7 separate regions of the Homo sapiens genome follow, and all the other regions are linked to region 2. Evidence: chromatin contacts called from ENCODE Hi-C or POLR2A ChIA-PET data. All regions are on one chromosome and are shown on one strand. Each heading gives the region's core, a stretch centred on a gene start or an enhancer-like site at or near the end of the contact. The rest is flanking DNA. Distances are from core to core; before and after follow the strand shown. Region 1 holds the start of SKP1 (S-phase kinase associated protein 1). Region 2 holds the start of AFF4 (ALF transcription elongation factor 4). Region 3 holds the start of C5orf24 (chromosome 5 open reading frame 24). Region 4 holds the start of PCBD2 (pterin-4 alpha-carbinolamine dehydratase 2). Region 5 holds the start of CAMLG (calcium modulating ligand). Region 6 has its middle 31 kb from the start of LINC02999. Region 7 holds the start of SAR1B (secretion associated Ras related GTPase 1B).

The links. Hi-C counts contacts between places; a loop is a spot of excess contacts on that map. ChIA-PET counts read pairs that join two places held with the same protein, here RNA polymerase II (POLR2A). Pooled maps may share reads with other maps.
Region 1: a pooled map shows a loop between it and region 2 (6-fold over the local background). The contact joins the promoter of SKP1 here to the promoter of AFF4 in region 2. A Hi-C loop is called at or near these places in 1 of 37 single-sample maps with no recorded cell type and 6 of 50 pooled maps. POLR2A ChIA-PET finds 5 or more read pairs at or near these places in 1 of 52 experiments (CD4-positive, alpha-beta T cell).
Region 3: a loop to region 2 is called in a map of CD8-positive, alpha-beta T cell, with 20 times the contacts of the local background. The contact joins the promoter of C5orf24 here to the promoter of AFF4 in region 2. A Hi-C loop is called at or near these places in 1 of 168 maps with a recorded cell type or tissue (CD8-positive, alpha-beta T cell) and 7 of 50 pooled maps. POLR2A ChIA-PET finds 5 or more read pairs at or near these places in 2 of 52 experiments (T-cell and activated T-cell).
Region 4: a map of CD8-positive, alpha-beta T cell shows a loop between it and region 2 (12-fold over the local background). The contact joins the promoter of PCBD2 here to the promoter of AFF4 in region 2. A Hi-C loop is called at or near these places in 1 of 168 maps with a recorded cell type or tissue (CD8-positive, alpha-beta T cell), 1 of 37 single-sample maps with no recorded cell type and 9 of 50 pooled maps. POLR2A ChIA-PET finds 5 or more read pairs at or near these places in 1 of 52 experiments (activated CD4-positive, alpha-beta T cell).
Region 5: a pooled map shows a loop between it and region 2 (17-fold over the local background). The contact joins the promoter of CAMLG here to the promoter of AFF4 in region 2. A Hi-C loop is called at or near these places in 9 of 50 pooled maps. POLR2A ChIA-PET finds 5 or more read pairs at or near these places in 2 of 52 experiments (CD4-positive, alpha-beta T cell and activated B cell).
Region 6: a loop to region 2 is called in a pooled map, with 7 times the contacts of the local background. The contact joins the enhancer-like site here to the promoter of AFF4 in region 2. A Hi-C loop is called at or near these places in 3 of 50 pooled maps. POLR2A ChIA-PET finds 5 or more read pairs at or near these places in 2 of 52 experiments (HEK293 and activated naive CD4-positive, alpha-beta T cell).
Region 7: a loop to region 2 is called in a pooled map, with 9 times the contacts of the local background. The contact joins the promoter of SAR1B here to the promoter of AFF4 in region 2. A Hi-C loop is called at or near these places in 6 of 50 pooled maps. POLR2A ChIA-PET finds 5 or more read pairs at or near these places in 2 of 52 experiments (MCF 10A and activated T-cell).

Annotation. Positions count from the first base shown.
Region 1 is chr5:134,175,500-134,178,199 of GRCh38, reverse strand. SKP1 (S-phase kinase associated protein 1) reads left to right here and starts at 1,250. Exons shown (of 6, transcript NM_170679.3): 1 at 1,250-1,345. RefSeq lists enhancers at 1-346, 1,250-1,499, 1,590-1,869 and a silencer at 1,020-1,099.
Region 2 is chr5:132,962,341-132,965,040 of GRCh38, reverse strand. AFF4 (ALF transcription elongation factor 4) reads left to right here and starts at 1,407. Exons shown (of 21, transcript NM_014423.4): 1 at 1,407-1,782. It overlaps AFF4-DT (AFF4 divergent transcript), which reads right to left and starts at 1,229. Exons shown (of 2, transcript NR_186175.1): 1 at 907-1,229; 2 at 351-800. RefSeq lists a silencer at 1,113-1,952.
Region 3 is chr5:134,844,695-134,847,394 of GRCh38, reverse strand. It overlaps C5orf24 (chromosome 5 open reading frame 24), which reads right to left and starts at 1,427. Exons shown (of 2, transcript NM_001135586.1): 1 at 1,183-1,427. RefSeq lists silencers at 1,002-1,051, 1,082-1,461 and an enhancer at 981-1,716.
Region 4 is chr5:134,903,718-134,906,417 of GRCh38, reverse strand. PCBD2 (pterin-4 alpha-carbinolamine dehydratase 2) reads right to left here and starts at 1,287. Exons shown (of 4, transcript NM_032151.5): 1 at 1,195-1,287. The coding sequence starts at 1,278. RefSeq lists enhancers at 204-789, 790-1,374 and a silencer at 972-1,731.
Region 5 is chr5:134,737,192-134,739,891 of GRCh38, reverse strand. CAMLG (calcium modulating ligand) reads right to left here and starts at 1,344. Exons shown (of 4, transcript NM_001745.4): 1 at 1,100-1,344. The coding sequence starts at 1,271. RefSeq lists an enhancer at 1,707-1,756.
Region 6 is chr5:134,464,351-134,467,050 of GRCh38, reverse strand. No RefSeq gene overlaps it. Among named protein-coding and RNA genes, the nearest start is that of LINC02999, 31 kb to the right of the region's middle. Within about 2 kb of position 1,355, at least 37 of the 41 ENCODE cell types and tissues checked have a DNase peak (open chromatin) inside an H3K27ac peak, as active enhancers do.
Region 7 is chr5:134,631,523-134,634,222 of GRCh38, reverse strand. It overlaps SAR1B (secretion associated Ras related GTPase 1B), which reads left to right and starts at 1,395. Exons shown (of 7, transcript NM_016103.4): 1 at 1,395-1,495. RefSeq lists an enhancer at 944-1,500 and silencers at 1,474-1,523, 1,574-1,683.

The DNA.
Region 1 (2,700 bases), core at 1-2,500, 1.2 Mb before region 2:
CATCAGCTGTGGCACCTGGCAGACACTGGATAGGCTTGTAGACAAAGACCTGGTAACTCAAGGAGCTGCTTGGCCTTCCTGCCCAGTCCCATCCCAGAGGCACTGTACATCTCTGGTTTCTTCAGGGGGCCCTGTGTGGAAGTATCTTTTGTCTTCCTGGTGTCAGGGATATCATCACGTGCCTGTTGGCTAGGCGAGCCCGGCGCCCAGTCTCCTAGGATGGGGAGAGTAATGTTCCCGAGCAGAACAGGGTGGGGCTTTCAGACTACTCCCTTTCCTTTACAGCTGGCTTCATTCCATCGACCTCATCAAAGCCTTCCTGGGAGCACCCTAGAGAAGAGTTACGTCCAGGCCGGGCCCTGGCTGCCTGGTTCACGGCGGAATCCCCAGCACCACGCCTCGCACGTCGGGCTCAAAGCATGTTTAGTGAAGGAGTAGGTACCTACTGCTAGATGGAGCCATCTCTCTAGACTTGGGGTTTCCCTATAACGATGGCTATGTTTGGCATGGAAGCCTCTTTAGAAGTCAATAGTAGGAAATAAGGGCTAACAGCACCTAATTGTGGAGTAAGGTTCAAATCCTAGCTCTGCCACTTAACCGTTCCGAACCTGTTCCCTCACTGCAGAGGCGAAAAGGCTAACACTATTTCACCTCGGAGGGTTACCGTGGAGAATGGAAGCTGGACAAGCTGTATCAGTTCAGTAGTAAAACACACACACACAAGCGCCCCACCCCCACCCCACCCCACCCCAGGAATGAACACACACACCCGCGCGCGCACATACACCTCAGGAATGAACACACGCGCGTACACACACACGCAGCCCCCCCCAGGAGTGAACACACACACACACGCCCCGTTCTGTTGTTCCCAGGAACACACACAGAGACGCACACACTCGCCCGGTTTTGTTTTTTCCAGGCTTTTTAACTGGGGTCTTTCACTCGGCTTAGGGCACCGCTGCCTGAAAGACCTTTCTAGGCCAGTCGGGGTCCGGCACCCAGTTGACGAGACAGCGCGGCGCTTTCAGAGCTGGGGAGAGGCGAAAACTCTTCCGGCCCCCCGATCCCCCGGCCAGCCGCCCCCGGCAGCTCCTTGCCGCCTCCCGGCCTGGGCCCGCCCAGCCGTTCTCGGCCTGCCGTCAGGCGATCTCGGCGGCCAGCCCAGCCGCGATGTGACGCCGCGCGCCCCGGGGTCCTCGGCGCCTGCGCCCTCTCCTATAAAGCAGACGCCGCGCCGCGCTGCGACGCTGTAGTGGCTTCGTCTTCGGTTTTTCTCTTCCTTCGCTAACGCCTCCCGGCTCTCGTCAGCCTCCCGCCGGCCGTCTCCTTAACACCGAACACCGTGAGTAGCCGCCCACTGAACTGGAAAGGGTCGTGGCTACCGGATTGCGTGCCGGCTGGCCTCACCGCTGCGGTTTGGGCCTGCCCGCGGCGGGCGGTGACTGGGCCTGGCCTTCTTTCGGGCCCGGTGGATCGCGTTGTCGACCCTGTTCTTCGGGAGACCCTACCAGGTTCCGTTCACCTGCCCCGCCCCCGACTCAGCGAGGCCTCCTCTGGCCGGGCGTCCTCACGGCGCTCCATAAGTGAGCCGAACCCCGGGCTGGGCCTTCTCTGCACCGGCCGAGCGTCAGCCGGCGCGGAGCTCGGCTGCAAGGCCCAGGCTGCGGCCGGGGGCCTCTCTTGGTCTTAAGCCTGCTGTCCCGGGGACCAGGGCGGGGGTGGCGGCGGGGTTGTGAATGGGGGTCCCTTGGCTGTCGTGAGCGTGGGCGTGTGTCGGTGTCTGGCTTTTGTTGTGGTCGGGAGGGAGAGCTGCGGTGGTGGTCTGAGGCCGCCCGGTTCTTGGCTCCCATCCTTTCTCCACCGTGTCTGGCGTCACTAGCTACCGGTCGGTCCTGGCTAACCGTGTGCGGGCGCCGGCTTTCTGCACATAGCCGCCTGCTCCATCTGAATATTTCTTAGCGTTGTTTTGCCATGACTTGGAGTCGTTGAGCAGATACCATCGTCAGAGTGGTGTGACTTGTAGGAGCCTTAACTGTGTATAACTTAACTCTAGGTATCTGGCTTTTAAAGAAATAGGACGTCTACCTGCTTTGATTCACTTTTAATGGAAACTTCACGTTTGGGTTTTAGGGACATGCATTTTTCCTTTAGAGCGTGACAGTAGAATGTATCCGTTTCATAGAACAATACCGTCTCCTCCACTGTGCAGTCTAAAAAGCAGTGTCAGAATTTCGGGTCACTTAAAGCGCAGGGGTTTTTTTTTCTATATGATGTGATAGAACCCGCTTTATGCTGGCCATGGAGAATTATTTACAAGTGCAGGAGCCTTTAGGCCTCTTTCTTTAGAATGGAATTGTTTTGAAAGCATTTCAAATAAATATTTCATCCATTATTACTTAAAAATTTTGCACTTTATTCTACTGTAACACTAAAACTTATCTTTGAGTTTAGTATTACCAAGTGCATCGAATTACAGATTAACCGATTGACCAGCTGCTATTTAGTAAGGTCTCAACTCCCTTAAGAGTAACCCAATCCACAAACTTGACTATGACTAAGCACTTATCTTGAGTTATTTGAAAGAAATATGAAACGGTCGTCTTGCTTTTAGAGTAATTTTAATCAACTGCATTGTTAGATTTGTGATTCTGCACTGTTCATTTCAGTACTATCTAATATAAAAATTACATGTTTAAA
Region 2 (2,700 bases), core at 158-2,657:
TAGGTGGGACTATACGCATGCACCACCACGCCCGGCTAATTTTTGTATTTTTCATAGGGATGGGGTTTTGCCATGTTGCCGGGGTTGGTCTCAAACTCCTGGTCTCAAGCGATCAGCCCCCCTCGGCCTCCTAAAGTGTTGGGATCATAGGCCTGAGCCACTGTGCCCAGCCTATCCAAGATATTTGAAGTGAGAAAAAAAGGACTGAACAGCGTATATAGTGTGTTACCTTTTGTGTAAAAAGAAGTATCCCTATATTTTAATGTATTACTTACAAATATGTAGGGAAAGATACATTATTAAATGCTAAGTGATTGCCTTCCAGGACTGAAACAGCTAACAGACAGAGATGGGAGAATCAATTATTTTTTATTCTGTCATGTTTTGAGTTTTCTATTAAGACATTTCCTAATTTATATAGCTCTATAGAGAAAATGCATATAAAGAGTGAAGCTTAAAAGAAATAGTAGATGTTTAGAGGTGAAAGAAGTGTTCAGAATGATATGCTGAAGAAAAACATTAGTGGGCCGGGTGCGGTGGCTCACGCCTGTAATCCCAACACTTTGGGAGGCCCAGGCGGGTGGATTGGTTGAGGTCAGGAGTTCGAGACCAGCCTGGCCAACATGGTGAAACCGTGTCTCTATTAAAAATACAAAAATTAGCCGTAGGTGGTGGCTCCCCCCTTTAATCCCAGCTACTCCGGAGGCTGAGGTACTAGAATCGCTTGAACTCGGGAGGCGGAGGTTGCAGTGAGCCGAGATCCCGCCATTGTACTCCAGCCTGGGCGACAACAGCGAGATCTATCTCAATAAATAAATGAAAAGGAAAACATTAGTGGCAGAAGATGTTTAAATGACGAAGAAAGAGGGACGGTTTGGCTTCTTAGGGTAAGTTTACTGGAAATACCGAACAGCCTCCTGCGTCCTTTGCCTTTTTGCTGGACCTCTTGAGGACTCGAGGCTTCGACACCTGGAAGCAAGTCTAGGAAGCTCCGGGTTGGGCCGGATCCCCACCAGAGGCGAGGGGCGGAAGGCCTGGGTTTGTCACCTGAGCCCCAGAACCGGCATATCCGGTTCGGCCCGGCCCCGCCCTTCGGAACCTCACTAGCGGGCTACGCGCAGGAGGGCGTGAGCTCCCGGATGTGCAGGCCCTGTACTGCCGTGGCAGCCCTGCCGGACGCGGCCGCAGTGCCCAGAGGCTCAGGCCTATACCGCTCGGGCGGGTCCTTTGCCTGGCCCGGGTCATCAGACCCCACAGCCGGGAACGTCACCACCCCGGGCGTCGCCTCCCGGCCCAGCCGGCCCACAGACCCCCGCCCCCTACTCCCCCAGCGGGGAGGGGCGCAGAGGCATCACGTGACGCCCCGCACCCGCCCGGTCTTGGTCACATGGTGGCACGGCCGCTGCGTCAGTCACAGCCCTGGCTGCAGGAGTCCAGCTGCCGTCGCCGCCGCCAGCGGACGGGGCGGGGATCCTGGTGCCAGGTCTTCGTTAACCCGCCCCCGCCGCCTCAGTCAGCTGTCCCAGCCCGGGCCCGACCGTCATGGAGCGGTGCGGGGCCTACGCCTGTTCCGTGTGAGGCGCATCGCTGCCGCCGCCGCCGACGCCGCCTTCGTTTGTCGAGGCCTCCGGAACCCCCGCCGCCTCCCGGAGCCCCTCGCCCTTGGCAGCCTGTCACCGCCCCCTGGGCGGGCTCGAATGCGCGTCCGGTGAAGGTGCAGGCCCGGCGCCGCCACTGCCGCAGCCAGGAGATGGTTCGGGCCTAGCGGAGCCGGGACTGGAGGTAAGAAGGGCCGACAGACTGACCCAGGGCCGGGCCGGGCCGCGGGGGTTGTGGCCGGGGCCGGGTGGGGGTGGGGGCCCGCAAGTTCTGCGGGGAGCCTCGGGGAGACCCTCCGGGCTGGGGCTGCTCAATCAGGCGTCACCCCTCCTCTCATCTGCGCGTCCCACCCCACCACCTTCCCGCAAAGATAAGAAAATAAAAAAAGCTAACCCAATCCTAACAAAAATTCCCAGAAATCCATCCGTTTAGTGTTTCTCCTTTCCTCTTTCTTTCCTCAGACGTTCCATCGGCTGATTTGTTACTTTTTCATATCCTCCTCAATTTCAAATTATGTCTAATTAAAGAGAAAATAGGCCCAGATTCTGGCTAACATTACCCAGCTAGTTCTCGCTTTCCTTCTCGCGATCCTGCGCACCTCTCCCACACCCCCACCCCCGCAAAAAAAAAAAAAAAAGAAGGAAAAATTTCCGCCTTCGACTTGCGAAGGGGATTGACTAAAAATGGGAACGTGGGGGTATAATACTCGAATACCCTCCCCTACAACTTCTGAATCGGTCTGTTACCTAGTTATCCCAGTAGCTTGTGCGTGGATATTGATGTTTAGGCCTTTCCTCCAGCTGCCTGTGCTTGGGGTTAATCTCGTAATTGACGTCAGTGCTTTGTTCCTTCTACTTTGCTGTTCCTTCCACTCTTTGAGGATGGATCATGGAGTACAGGAGTTTTGGGAGTAACCTTATTGCCTTTTCGTTTACAAACAGTATTATTTTCAGGAAGTGGAAGTACGAATCTGAAATGTTTGTATATGGAGTTCAAGGCGAAGAGTTCGATTTAGGGTTCTCGTAGTTTTGTCAGTTGTAATTCAGAATTATGCGGTTTCTTCCCTGCTGGCCACATGGAAATTTTATACTAAGGCCAGTC
Region 3 (2,700 bases), core at 178-2,677, 1.9 Mb before region 2:
GAACCCGGGAGGCAGAGGTTGCAGTGAGCCGCGATCGCGCCACTGTACTCCAGCCTGGGGGACAGAGTGAGACTCCGTTTCAAAAAAAACAAAACAAACAAAAACAACCAATAAATAGTTCCCTGAATGTACAGGAGTCAACTAAGAGCTTCTATATATTTGGACTGTGACTAAATTCGAATACTTAAAGCATAAGCTAAAACTTACCATCCTTGAAGTTGTTTTATTGTGTTTAACTCCTAAAGTTTAACCCCTAAAATGAGCCGTTCTTTATAGAACAATTCCTTTCTCTTCTCTTGAATGTGGCAGTCATTACTGCCAACATAAAGAAATGTAACTATTTTTAGTAACTTCACAAAGCATCCCTGAAGCTTTCTAAACATGGAGAAAGCTTCCTTTCAAGAAACCCAAGTTCTGTTCTCCAAAGATCAAAGATCACGTAATTCTCAGAGATTTATTTCAGGTCATTTGACTAACTATTATGTATAATCATATACGTTTCATAATTCTAAATGAAGATTTGCAACTCACCTCAATCACTCTGAAAGTCCATTCAGCAGAGGCCAATAGCCACGCACCCTGCCCCACCACGGAAAGTTTTGATAATAGGACGGCACATAAATAACGGCCTCCTTTGTCTTCTTCCTGCTCCTTAACTGTGCCCCACGGTGCACAAATAAGGACTCTCCTTATTTTGACACGAGGCGTTTAGAATGTATTACCTGTTGTGTGCTGAAAGCGACTATTAGCGTATTGGCAATAACAAGTTTGCAGAAGATGCACGCCACCCTAGAGAAAGGGTTGTGTACCCTCTAAAAAGCAAAATTCATAAGCCGCTATCCGTCCACTCGGAGTTCCGCAAGCGTAGAAGTCCACGGGCACTCCATCGCGACGCCGATCTCGAGCCGGCAGGCTTTTATTTAAAGGCGAAGGGCGGACTGCGGATTCTGACCTCTCAAAGAAAAGAAAGGGGGCTCCCTCCCCCCGCCGCAGGAGGAATGTCCCCCCGTAATGGCTCCACACCGGGGAAGAGCAGGCTACGTCCGGGGCCCCTCCTCTCACTCCGGCTACACTAGGGCCCCTTGGCAGGAGGCCTCTTCTCCCCGGTCAGCGAGGCGCCCGTTCTCGCCGCCGCCCTACCCCGCTCCCGGCCGGCTGACCAGCCCGCGCACCCCTACCTACCTCAGCCGCTCGTAGCCCGGCCCCTCGGCGCGTCTAGGGGCTTCCCAGCGGCTGGGAACCTCGTGCTGGCGCCGCTCCCTCCCCAGCCCGCCGCCTCTGCACGGTGCGGAGAACGGGCCAAGACGGAGTGGCAGGCAGCGAGGGCGGCGGCGAGGCAGGCGCTGGCTCCCAGCACCCGCCGCGGCCGCCGCGCACGGTCCTGCCCCGGACGCAGTACGAAGAGGCCGCTACCACCCTGTAGTGTTAGAGGCGGCGTGCGCGAGCTCGCGAGGGCCGCGCACGCACACGCTCACTCGCATCGCGAGACCCGATCTCCCGCCGCCAACCTGCACGCAAGCTTTGGGAGGGAGCCAGGCTGGCAGGCTGCGCTTGCGCGTCGTGGCCTTAAGCCTGAGCTGCTGGTGATCCGGCGTGGACCGTCCCCAGTGGCTGGGGTTGAGGAACCCACCAAATGGGGAATTAATAACTTCCTTACTTGTATTGGTTTTCACCACAATTCTGAGATGCTGGAACTCCTGCTGACCCCATTTCTTAGATACAGGACAAATAAATGATAGTCAGGGGAGTTGGGACTCTTCATGCCCAGGATCATGTGATAATGAAAAGCTTTATTTTATGGGACATCCTATGATCCACGCAGATTACAGGCGTAAGCCACCACGCCCCAGGAATTGTCGCATTCATTATTCCATAATCACAGGAAAGGATGGAACAACAAACTACCGCTATTATGTTTTTCTTGTGAGATATCTGACATATCAGTCACCTCACACAAACCCACTTAGAAGGGATTCATTTCCTCACTCCTTCCTCCTGTGAATTTCCAGATGTCAGAATGGAGAGGATCCAGAATTAGGGCAGCTACTGAAAGGGAGACACTTTATTAAGCAGTGGGAAGAGGCTAGAGGAGGATGCTTGCCCTTTTCCCCCATGTAATGAAGGATATTTGAGGATGGACAATTCATAGAACTGAGTTCTACCATAAGCACAGCCCTGAGCCAGGTACTGCCCTGCCAGTAGGAAAGAAAGGAGGAGAAACAACTTTTCTGGACAAACACACAAGCCAGGACACAACACACGAAACAAGCAAGCCCATTCATTCAAACTACTGAGGGACTGGAGACAGATAAGCCATGTGAACAGTTGATCAAACCTACACCAATAAAAACTCTGGACAGCCTGGGTGCGGTGGCTCACGCCTGTAATCCCAGCACTTTGGGAGGCCGAGGCGGGCAGATCACGAGGTCAGGAGTTCGAAACAAGCCTGACTAACATGGTGAAACCCCTTCTCTACTAAAAATACGAAAATTAGTTGGGCATGGTGGTGCGCACCTGTAATCCCAGCTACTCGGAAGGCTGAGGCAGGAGGATCGCTTGAACCCAGGAGGTGGAGGTTGCTGTGAGCCGAGATCGCACCACTGCACTCCAGCCTGGGACAGAACGAGACTCCGTCTCAAACAAACAAACAACAACAACAACAAAAAACTCTGGACACAAAGCTCAGGTGGAATTCCCTGG
Region 4 (2,700 bases), core at 38-2,537, 1.9 Mb before region 2:
CCTGGCTAACACGGTGAAACCCCGCCTCTACTAAAAATACAAAAAAATTAGCCGGGCGTGGCGACGGGCGCCTGTTGTCCCAGCTACTCGGGAGGCTGAGGCAGGAAAATGGCGTGAACCCGGGAGGCGGAGCTTGCAATACGCCGAGATCGCGCCACTGCACTCCAGCCTGGGTGACGGCGTGATTCTCCTTCTCAAAAAAAAAAAAAAAAAAAAAAAAAAATTCTTCTATTAAAGAATTTCAGGCCAGGCGCAGTGGCTCGCGCCTGTAATCCCAGCACTTTGGGAGGCCGAGGCAGGTAGATCACCTGAGGTCAGGAGTTCGAGACTAGCCTGGCCAACATGGCGAAAACCCCTCTCTACTAAAAATATAAAAAATTACCTGGGCGAAATGGCACGCGCCTGTAATCGCAGCTACTCGGGAGGGTGAGGCAGGAGAATAGCGTGAACCCAGGAGATGGAGGTTGCAGTGAGCCGAGATCGCGCCACTCCACTCCGGGCTCGGCGATACAGCGAGACTCCGTGTCGAAAAAACAAAACAAAACAAAACATTTCAAACTGAAATGGGCGGTTAAAATGCAACTTAAAATGAGATGGTGAGTTTAACGCACCACTTTTCCACTAGGTGGTGCTGCATGTTAAAACTTTCCCTCCATTTACTCCAAAATATTAATTTCTACAGCAGGAAAACTGACGGCCCCTTGGAAAAGGAAAGAAAAGTCAATATGTCACCAAAAAAGACAATTTATTAATAACTCCTCCAAAACCTCTGTGGGTTCCCCTTGGAGTGAAGCGCGAGCAGGGAGCCGCCATAGGGAGCCAGGCCCGCAGCGCCGTTCGTCCTCAGCACAACGAGCGGCAGCGGGCACCGAATTGTTCTGCAACTACTTTTCACATCTGCCTTTTGTAGTTGCTGAACAAAATTCGTTCCCATTTGTTTCCGGTTGGCAAGTTCGTAGGCTTCGGCGGAAGTGTAAAGTCAAGGGCAAGTGGCGGAGGCTGCGGCCACCCCGGTCTCTGAGCGGCGCACCGGACAGGTGGTCAGTCCCGGGACGCGGTGACCCGACGCCCGAGCTCCAAGGCTCGGCCCACGCCGGGTTCGCCCCAGTCCCGCTGGTCCCTCAGCCGACGCCGCCGGGCCTCGCACCGCCCCCCGACCCCGGACCCCCACCCACGCGGCCGCTGTGCACTCACCATGGCCGCTAGCCCTAGGCTCTGGCCTCGCAGCGCCGCCAACAAGCGCCGCGTCGCCCCGAGCGCCCCGAGCACCGCCGCCATTGGCCGTCTGCCGAGGGCTGCCCCGCGCGCTGCCTGCCGGCCGCCCACAGCCGCCCCCGACCCGACCACGCCCAGCTACCGCCAGCCCTGGTAGTCTCCCTGCGGGGCTGGCCCGGAGCGGGGTCTGTGTGTGGGAAGCGCCCAGCCTTCCCGCGGGCACAGGCGCAGCCCGGACCCCGAACACCCCCAGGAGCTTCAGCGGTCGCCAGCGCCCTTGGCCGCCAGGTGGACTCTGCGCGCCCCACAGCCGTAGGCCCAGCAGGCGCGCGCGGTCCCCGCCCCGTGCGGGCCCGTCGCGTCTGTGCCCGGGACGCAGGTCGCCCGGCGCGCGCTGGCCTTGCCCTCCGGTCCTCGCTGCGCTAGGAGGAACTTCGCCCAGCCTCGGGCGCCGGCCTCCTCCGCTTCGCGGGCGCTAGCACCGAGCTGGGCTCCCCGCTTGGCGGCGCTGCGCGCAGTCCATGCGGGCAGGAGGATGTCGTAGGCCAGGGCGGGGCAGTTGAGCGGCGGGGCTGGGGCAGTGAACCACGGCAGTTCCCATCGGGGGCTCCTAAGTCTTGCAGTAGTGGGTTCGAACGCAGCCTCTGTTCAGTCATCACGCAGCTGCCAAGTTCTTGAGCCAGCTGGCTCGTCTGGGTTTGCCTGGACCAAAAAGTGTGGAAACCCGGCCTGTAATCCCCTCCCAAACGTGTCCGTGCCCTGTTTACCCCCAGGCTCAGCACACAGTAGGAGCTCTGCAGACAGCTGTGAACAGATTTAGGTGAATCTTTTCTTGTATCATTTTTGGGGAGGTATTCTTTCATTCTTTTTTTTTTTTTTTTTTTGACTTTTTTGAGATGTAATTGACATACTATTAAGAATACTCACTTGTATCTTTTTTTTTTTTTTTTTTTTTTGAGACGGAGTCTCGCTCTGTCGCCCAGGCTGGAGTGCAGTGGCGCGATCTCGGCTCACTGCAAGCTCCGCCTCCCGGGTTCACGCCATTCTCCTGCCTTAGTCTCCCGAGTAGCTGGGACTACAGTCACCCGCCACCACGCCCGGCTAATTTTGTTTTTGTATGTTTAGTAGAGACGGGGTTTCACAGTGTTAGCCAGGATGGCCTCAATCTCCTGACCTCGTGATCCGCCCGCCTCGGCCTCCTAAAGTGCTGGGATTACAGGCGTGAGCCACCGCGCCCGGCCTCTTTTTTGTTTGTTTTTAACTGAATAGTTTAAGCAGGCCAGGCATGGTGGCCCGCACCTGTAATCACAGCACTTTGGGAGGACAAGGCAGGAGGATCACTTGAGGCCAGATGTTCGAGATCTGCCTGGGCAACATGGCAAAACCCCATCTCTATTAAAAATACAAAAATTAGCCACGCGTGGTGGCACGTGCTGGTAGTTCCAGCTATCCGTGAGGCTGAGATGGGAGGATGGCTTGAGCCCG
Region 5 (2,700 bases), core at 95-2,594, 1.8 Mb before region 2:
AAAATAAAACAACCTTTAAAGACATAAAATTTTCAAAGCAAAAGAACAAAATATAGAAAGTACCTCAGGTAAGATCATAAATAATGCTTTAAGAATAAATAGCCCGATAGAAAAATGTTTCTTCTATTGTTCTAGAAGAATTTGAAATGGTTTTCTTACCTCTCATTTGAACTGCCTAAAAGTTCAGAGCTATACACCTAAAGCCTTACAGAACAAAAGTCACAAAGATATAAGGAGCTTGCGACCAGTGACTAAAGGCCAATTACTAAAGGAAACACTGGAAACTTAGATAACACTAGGGCGCGCTAATTGCTCAATTATACTCACGTGAAATAAATTTTTTTTAAAGAAAATCATTGGACATGTGTTTGGGGGAGGAAGGAGGCGCTCTCCTTAGAAATGCAGCTCCAGACATCAATCACAACAATATCCCCTCATGAGGAGAGGAAACTCTCAGGTGTGCACTTCGCACTTGCTGGGTCTCTGAAGAATGCTCACTCTCACTTTTCCCACCTTTTCTAGCCGGCCCGTAGGTGACAGTGTTGACGGCACTGAACACAAACACTAGGATATGAGCACAAGAGTCCCTGATACACGTAGGATGAACTAGCGGGCAGTTCAGTAAAGACAGGCTGATGTGGGCGGACAGGAGTTACACAGCAAAAGGCAAAAGAAGGTAGACGCTAGAGAAGGCACTGTAAGGAAAAGCACTTGGAACCTTAAGAAGGAAAGCCATCTTCCTAAGGGGAGCAGTAGACATGACAGTCTGGGGATACAACGTGCGCCCTTCAAGAAAGGCGAGGAGTGGCTAAGGAAAAAAGGGGCTGTTCAACGTAACTGGGAAGAGGGAGTGAGAGCTCTGCAGGCAGGGTGGGGAAAATCTCACGGCGAGGCCCCGGGAAAATTGAGGGGAGCGACTAGGAACATCCTGGGGTTCAGGGATGAGAACTTGGGATATCACCGAAGGGGCGGGACAGAGAGGAAATCAAAGAGCAAGGCTTGGTCAAAAAGGTCAGAGGAGTGGAGGTGGGAGAGGGAAGAATGACCCTGAAGATTCAAGGTGATGGGCGGGAGACTGAGGGGAAATCGAGGCTCTTACCCGCGCCGCTCCCGGGCCTGTGAAAGCCCATGATCCGGTTGATGCGCTGTTCCGAGTTCATGAGCAGCTTTCTCCGACGCAGCTCCGCCCGACGCTGGGAAGCCGACAGACCTGAGCCCGCTGGGACCCCCGGCCTCTCCCCGCCGTCGGTAGCGACGGCCATCGACTCCATCCTCCCGTCCACAGTCTGGGAGGGGTGGCAGTGGCGGTGATGTTGGCCGCCGCTGCGAGGGCGATGACTAGAGGCCGGGCCGCAGGGCGCGCGTCCCCTTCCCACTATAGACCCGCCCCCGAGCGCGGTCCCGGAGCCTGTGAGCTAAGCACTCACGCACCGCCCCACGCGACCAAGCGCGAGGCTCTGGCCGCCATCTTGAGTGAGGGCAGCGCTGGACGCCCTCGTGCCTCCCCAACTCTTCTGGCCCTCACCCAACAGCCCCCTCTGCTGTTCACTCGGAGGTGAAGAAAACCAGCACCCAGGGCCGGGAGTGGTGGCTCACGCCTGTAATCCTAGCACTTTGGAAGGCCGAGGCGGGCGGATCACGAGGTCACGATTTCGAGAGTAGCCTGGCCAACATGGTGACCCCCTCCCCCCTCCCCCCACCCGTCTCTACTAAAAATACAAAAACTTAGCCGGGCGGGGTGGCGCGCGCCTGTAATCCCAGCTACTCGGGAGGCTGAGGCAGGAGAATCTCTTGGACCCAGGAGGCGGAGGTTGCAGTGAGCCGAGATCGCGCCACTGTTCTCCAGCCTGGGCTACAGAGCGAGACTCTGTCTCGAGAAAAAAAAAAAGAAAGAAAAGAAAACCGGGAGTGGGAAAGGGATGGCAGTAAGTAGGTCAGCCTAGATTTGGTGCCAGGAAGCAAAATGGAGGTTGCAGCGGCAGTCGCTTGTTTACAGACCCGCGGCCTCGCCTGTAGGCAATGGGAATACGTAACCCTGGGAGCCGCACTTAAAGGGAGCCTTACGCTGGGATTTGTTCTTGGTGCCTGTTCCTCATCCTTAACTTCTCTACGGCAAAGTATACGGCTGATGTGTTCCTAGGCTTTCCTCGCGTTTTGTGCGTTTTTATTCAAATTAGAATTTCCCATTGAAACCTTTCGTGCACATTCTATCTAAATTGCCAACACTCCCCATTCCCCTTCACCTTGTTTTTTCTCCTTGTCGTTCATGACCACCTCGCATGCTAAAGATGCTCCAGCCTGGGCGACAGAACGAGACTCCGTCTCAAAAAAAAAAAAGGAAAAGAAAAGAAAAAAACAAAAAGGCCGGGAGCGGTGGCTCACGTCTGTAATCCTAACTTTGGGAGGCCGAGGCAGGCGGATCACCTGAGGTCAGGAGTTCGAGACCAGCCTGGCCAATATGGCAAAACCCCGTCTCTACTAAAAATACAAAAATTAGCCTGACCTGGTGGCATGCACCTGTAATCCCAGCTACTTGGGAGGCTGAGGCAGGAGAATCGCTTGAACCTGGGAGGCAGAAATTGCAGTGAGCCGAGATCATGCCACTGCACTCCAGCCTGGGCGACAGAGGGAGACTCCGTCTCAAAAATACATATATAAAAGAAATAAATAAAATAAAATCAGAACAAATGACTGGGCGCG
Region 6 (2,700 bases), core at 106-2,605, 1.5 Mb before region 2:
CTTTTTGAGGGCATTCCTGCATCTCTGAATTGCCATCGTGAGGCCATGGAACACCACATTTGGCAACAAGCCAAGGGGACAGGCCTGGCCAATGAAGAGCTCTCGGAACCTGAGGCCCCACTCTCAGCTTCCCTACCCCGCGGGGACTCTGCCTCAGGCAGCAGAAGAGCAAGAGACAGGATTGGAGATGGAGACGGGGGTGGGGCGACAATCCAGCACCGGCACCTCCCACAGGCGGGGACCAGAGGCTGCCCTCTTCGCTGAGCCGGGCACTGGGTGAATGAATGATCAATGACAGTTCTTAGAAGCTCCCTCCTTTGCTACCCCCACCCCTCGCCCCAATCCCAGGCACATTCCCCACTAGGGAATTGGCCACATCCCAAGTCAGACACATCCTGGCTACAGCTGGCTCTGGGCCGGGCACCCCCGGGGCAGCCGGGCAGGGCGGGGTGTCCTGGAGAGCCGCGGATGGGCCTCACACCCAGGCTGGGCCAGGACACCCCGTCCTTGGCCGAGGCCCAAACCGGCTCTGTTTACAGAATCTGTCAGCTCTGTTTCCCCCTCCCCCACCCACCACTTCCCCTAGAGTCCTGGGGGCTGGGAAAGGTGCAGGCGGGGCCTGAGGGAGCTTAGGCGGCTGCCAAATCCCTGCGGCCCCATCAGCCCCTCTCCCCATCTTGGCTCCTAAGATCTATCCGCCCCAGTTCTCCAGTCTTCTGGTTTCCTCTTCAAAGCGTCGGGTGGCACTCCACCCCTGGGGAATGTGCATTTTGAGACAGATCTGGAGAAACAATCCTTACCCCCAAGGAAAATTTAGCTAACGGTGGAAAGATAGGCACCGTGCCGCCAGGGGCCCACAAGCTCGGGCTTTCTGGAACTGCTCCAGCCAGCCAGGAAGGAGACCTCCCTCCTTCCCTGGGACCCCAAGCCGATGGGCCCCTGGGAGTATTTCCAGAACTGCTGGAGGAACTTGGCGCAAGTTAGGTGTAGCCTGGCAGGCGGGCTGAGGGCTTTCGGGAGCAGCGAAGTCCGGAGATAAGGCCAACCGCTTGCAGGGCCGCCGTGACTCAGCTCCCGCCGGCCGCAAGGAAGCTCCGCGGCCCCCTCGGAGCAGGACGAGGAGGAGGGGCGATGGGCAGAGGCGGAGCCTGGGACGCCCCGCCCCCCGCTCCGGGAAGGACGACCCACCACACCCAGCTTCCCAGAGGCGCCCGGATTTCCCACGGGTTTCCCCGCTTGCTGTATATAATAACAAAGGCTGGCACTTTCTGAGCGCTCGCTCTGTGCTAGGCACTTCACAGGTCACTTGTTTGTTATCCCCAACAAGCCTCAGAAGCAGGTGCCATATGACCTCCACTTACAGACAAGGAAACAGGCTCTGAGAGGCCAAGTGACTTGCACAAGGTCACACGGCTACTGAGTGGTGGGGGCTGCAGCTTCCAAGCGCCCAGACCCCTCCTGCCCCTTCCCAGCCCCTATGTCCCGCTTTGAGAGGGGCCAGTGGGTCTCCTGGTGGTACCTTACTGGGCAAAACCAAGAACCTGGACATCTCCTGGCCTGGGAGCTAACTCAATGCAAGTATGTCATTTGGAGGCAAGTCCAGTCTGGTTTTAGGTGATGGCAAAGTTCCCAGCTCTAAGCTCCCCTTGACCTCCACTCTGAGGGAAACTCTTGGGCACAAGGATGGCCCCCTGACCCTCCTCCAGAATACTGCCCACACCAACACCCAGCCCTGCCCTCTGGAGGGATGAGTCTCCATCCAGAAAGCCCCTGGCTTGCTCACAAGTTAGCCCCTGAAACCTGCGGACTTGACAAGTGAGCAACAGCAGGCCCTCGTCGCTGCCACTGCCACTGGCTGGCCCCTGCCCATAGGTCAGTGCCAGGACAATGCTACAGAAAGCCAGTCTGAGCCCCAGGAGGGGTCAAGGAGCAAAGGGCAACCTGCACCCTAGGGCTGCTCTGCAAGGTAGTGAGCTGTCTGTCGTTTGGGGTGGGGGAGCACCTATGAAAGAAACAATTCAAAAAGAGGGGAGGATGAGATAACCTTTCAAACGCCAAACTCCTCTCTTCTATGAGGCAGGCAGTATACAAGTGAGTGGCTTATCTGACAACTGCTTAGATGGAAACTTTCCACTTTGGGAGGCCAAGGTGAGAGCGTTGCTGGAAGCCAGGAGTTTGAAACCATCCTGGGCAACAAAGCAAGACCCTGTCTCTGCAAAAAATTTAAAAATTAGCCAAGGCTGGACATGGTGGCTCACTCCTGTAATCCCAGCACTTTGGGAGGCCAAGGCAGGCAGATAACTTGAGGTCAGGAGTTTGAAACCAGCTTGGCCAACATGGTGAAACCCCATCTCTACTAAAAATACAATTAGCAGGGTGTGGTGATGCACACCTGTAATCCCAGCTGCTCCGGAGGCTGAGGCAGGAGAATTGCTTGAACCCAGGAGGCGGAGATTGCAGTGAGCCGAGATTGTGCCATGCCAGCCCGGGCAACAGAGCGAGACTCCTTCTCAAAAAAAAAAAAAAAAAAAAAAGGTAGTCGAGCATAGTGGCATGCACCAGTACTCCCAGCTACTCAGGATGCTGAGGCAGGAGGGTTGCTTGAGACCAAGAGTTTGAAGCTGCAGTGAGCTGAGAGTGCACCACTGCACTCCAGCCTGGGCGACAGAGTGAGACCCTGTCTCTAAAAATAAAATAAAT
Region 7 (2,700 bases), core at 146-2,645, 1.7 Mb before region 2:
CCACTGGACTCCAGCCTGGGAGAAAGAGCAAGACCGTCTATATATATATATAATTTTTAAATTTATTTTTAATTTAATTAATTTATTTATTTTTTGAGACGGAGACAGAGTCTCGCTCTGTCGCCCAGGCTAGAGTGCAATGGTGCAATCTCGGCTCACTGCAACCTCCACCTCCCGGGTTCAAGCAATTCTCCTGCCTCGGCCTACCGAGTAGCTGGCGTTACAGGCACCTGCCATCATGCCTGGGTAATTTTCGTATTTTTGTAGAGATGGGGTTTCACCATGTTGGCCAGGCTGGTCTTGAACTCTAACCTCAGGTGATTCACCCACCTTGACCTCCCAAAGTGCTGAGATTACAGGTGTGAACCACCGCGCCTGGCCAAGACCGTCTATAAAACAACTGAATAACCAGCTGAATAAAAGCTGAATAACCAGCATCCAACACATTATCTGGTACGTAGCTACATTGTGTAAATCACTGGTGAATTCAATAAGCACAAATAACAAAAAAAGAAAAAAAAATGAATTCAATAAGCACGTGTACTTTGAAAATGTATTTTAGGCAGGGCGCGGTGGTGATCCCAGCACTTTGGGAGGCTGAGGCAGGTGGATCACTTATGCTAGGGAGTTTGAGACCAGCCTGGCCAACATGATGAAACCCGGTCTCTACTAAAAATACAAAAATTAGCCGGGCGCAGTGGCTCACGCCTGTAATCCTAGCACTTTGGGAGGCCGAGGCGGGCGGTTCACTTTAGGTCAAGAGTTCGAGACCAGCCTGGCCAACATGGTGAAACCCCGTCTCTACTAAAAATACAAAAATTAGCCGGGCATGGTGGTGCGCGCCTGTGCTCCCAGCTACTCAGGAGGCTGAGGTAGAAGAATCGCTTGAACCCGGGAGGCGGAGGTTACAGTGAGCTGAGATCGCGCCATTGCACTCCAGCCTGGGCGACAAAATCGAGGCTCCGTTTCAAAAAAAAAAAAAATTAGCCGGACAGTGGTGGCGGGTGCCTGTAGTCCCCGCTACTGGGGAGGCTGAGGTAGGAGAATCTCTTGAATCCAGGGGGTGGAGGCTGCAGTGAGCCGAGATCGTGCCACTGCACCCCAGCCTGGGAGACAGAGCGAGACAACGTCTCAAAAAAAAAAAATGCCAAAAGTAATTTCCCCTAGGGAGGCATGGGGTGTTCCTTTCTCGGCACGCAGGCCCCTAAAATCCCTTCGGGCGGGCGGGTGTGGGGAGACCAGGCGGCTGGGAGACCCAGGCGGTGTTAGGGGTTGCGAGCAGCCTCGCTCAACTGGGGAATTGGCGGCAAGACTGCCAGGAGGCGGAACCTAGGGCGCTCGGCGACGCGGTCCTGCGGACTGTCGCTAGTGAGGCACCCGCCGGCCCGGAAGGGGCTGATGCGAACTGGGGCCACGGCAGCCATCGCGCTTTGCAGTTCGGTCTCCTGGTGTACGGCCAACGCCAAGTAGGGGATTGCGTTCCCTCCAGTCGCAGGTGAGTGACAGCCCCTCCTTCTGGGAGGACCGGTGGGCAGCAGCTATGGATCCCCTAGAAGGCGCACTTTTAGGGCCAAGACCTACTCTGAGTCCCTGCCTGTGGCACTGCGTGAAGGGGCGCCTGTTTTTCACCCCGGGGTTAGGCGGCGCGAGGGAGGACAGGTCTCATCCATGCTCCGCGGGGCCGTCTGATAGCCCTCGAGGCAGAACACTGCTGCTGTCAGACGCTTGGTCTTTTCAGGAAAGAACGAGGTGGCTGCAGGCAAGCCCCTTCCTTCCCCTGGGCCTCAGTTTCCTTACCTGGTAAGGTGAAGGTGGCGGGTCTCACTGACAGCTGAAGAGGCTGTGACACGGCCTGGTGTTTTCAGCGCTCCCAATTAGTGTAGAGGCAAATTGAGCTTCCTTACTAGTACTGGTTAACGTTTTCCGTAGCCCAAAGTCCCAGTTAAGTGGAAAAAAGATACACTGTTGAGAAAACTGTACTGATTTTTGTTTTAATTTTTTAAATTTTTGTTGTTGTTTTGAGACAGAGTTTCCCTCTTGTCGCCCAGGCTGGAGTGAAGTGGCACGATCTCGGCTTACTGCAAGCTCCGCCTCCCGGGTTCACGCCATTCTCCTGCCTCAGCCTCCCGAGTAGCTGGGACTACAGGTGCCCGCCACCACGCACCGCTAATTTTTTTGTATTTTTTAGTAGAGATGGGGTTTCACCGTGTTAGCCAGGATGGTCTCTTATCTCCTGACCTCGTGATCCGCCTGCCTCGGCCTCCCAAAGTGCTGGGATTATAGGCGTGAGCCACCGCATCCGGTCTAACTTTTCTATTTTTAGTAGAGATGGGATTTCTCTATGTTGGCCAGTCTGGTCTCCAACTCCTGACCTCAGGTGATCTGCTCGCCTCGGCCTCCCAAAGTGCTGGGATTAAAGGCATGAGCCACCTCAGTGGGCCACTGTACTGATTTTTAAGGTGTTGAAGCTTTTCCAAGAAGATTTGTTTTAAAACAGCTAAAACTTTGACATTGTTAGCTGAAAGAACCAAATTCGTCAGCAATTTAAGGTGTTTGGTACAGTGGACAAAATGAGGTGAAGAAGTCCTTTTAACTTGAAAAATTAAACATAGTATTATTTATTTGTGTGTTCTTACATCAGCCTCTATATTACTAAGTGTCTTTGAAGACGTCCTATATTCCGTGTTAAAGTATCAGTGA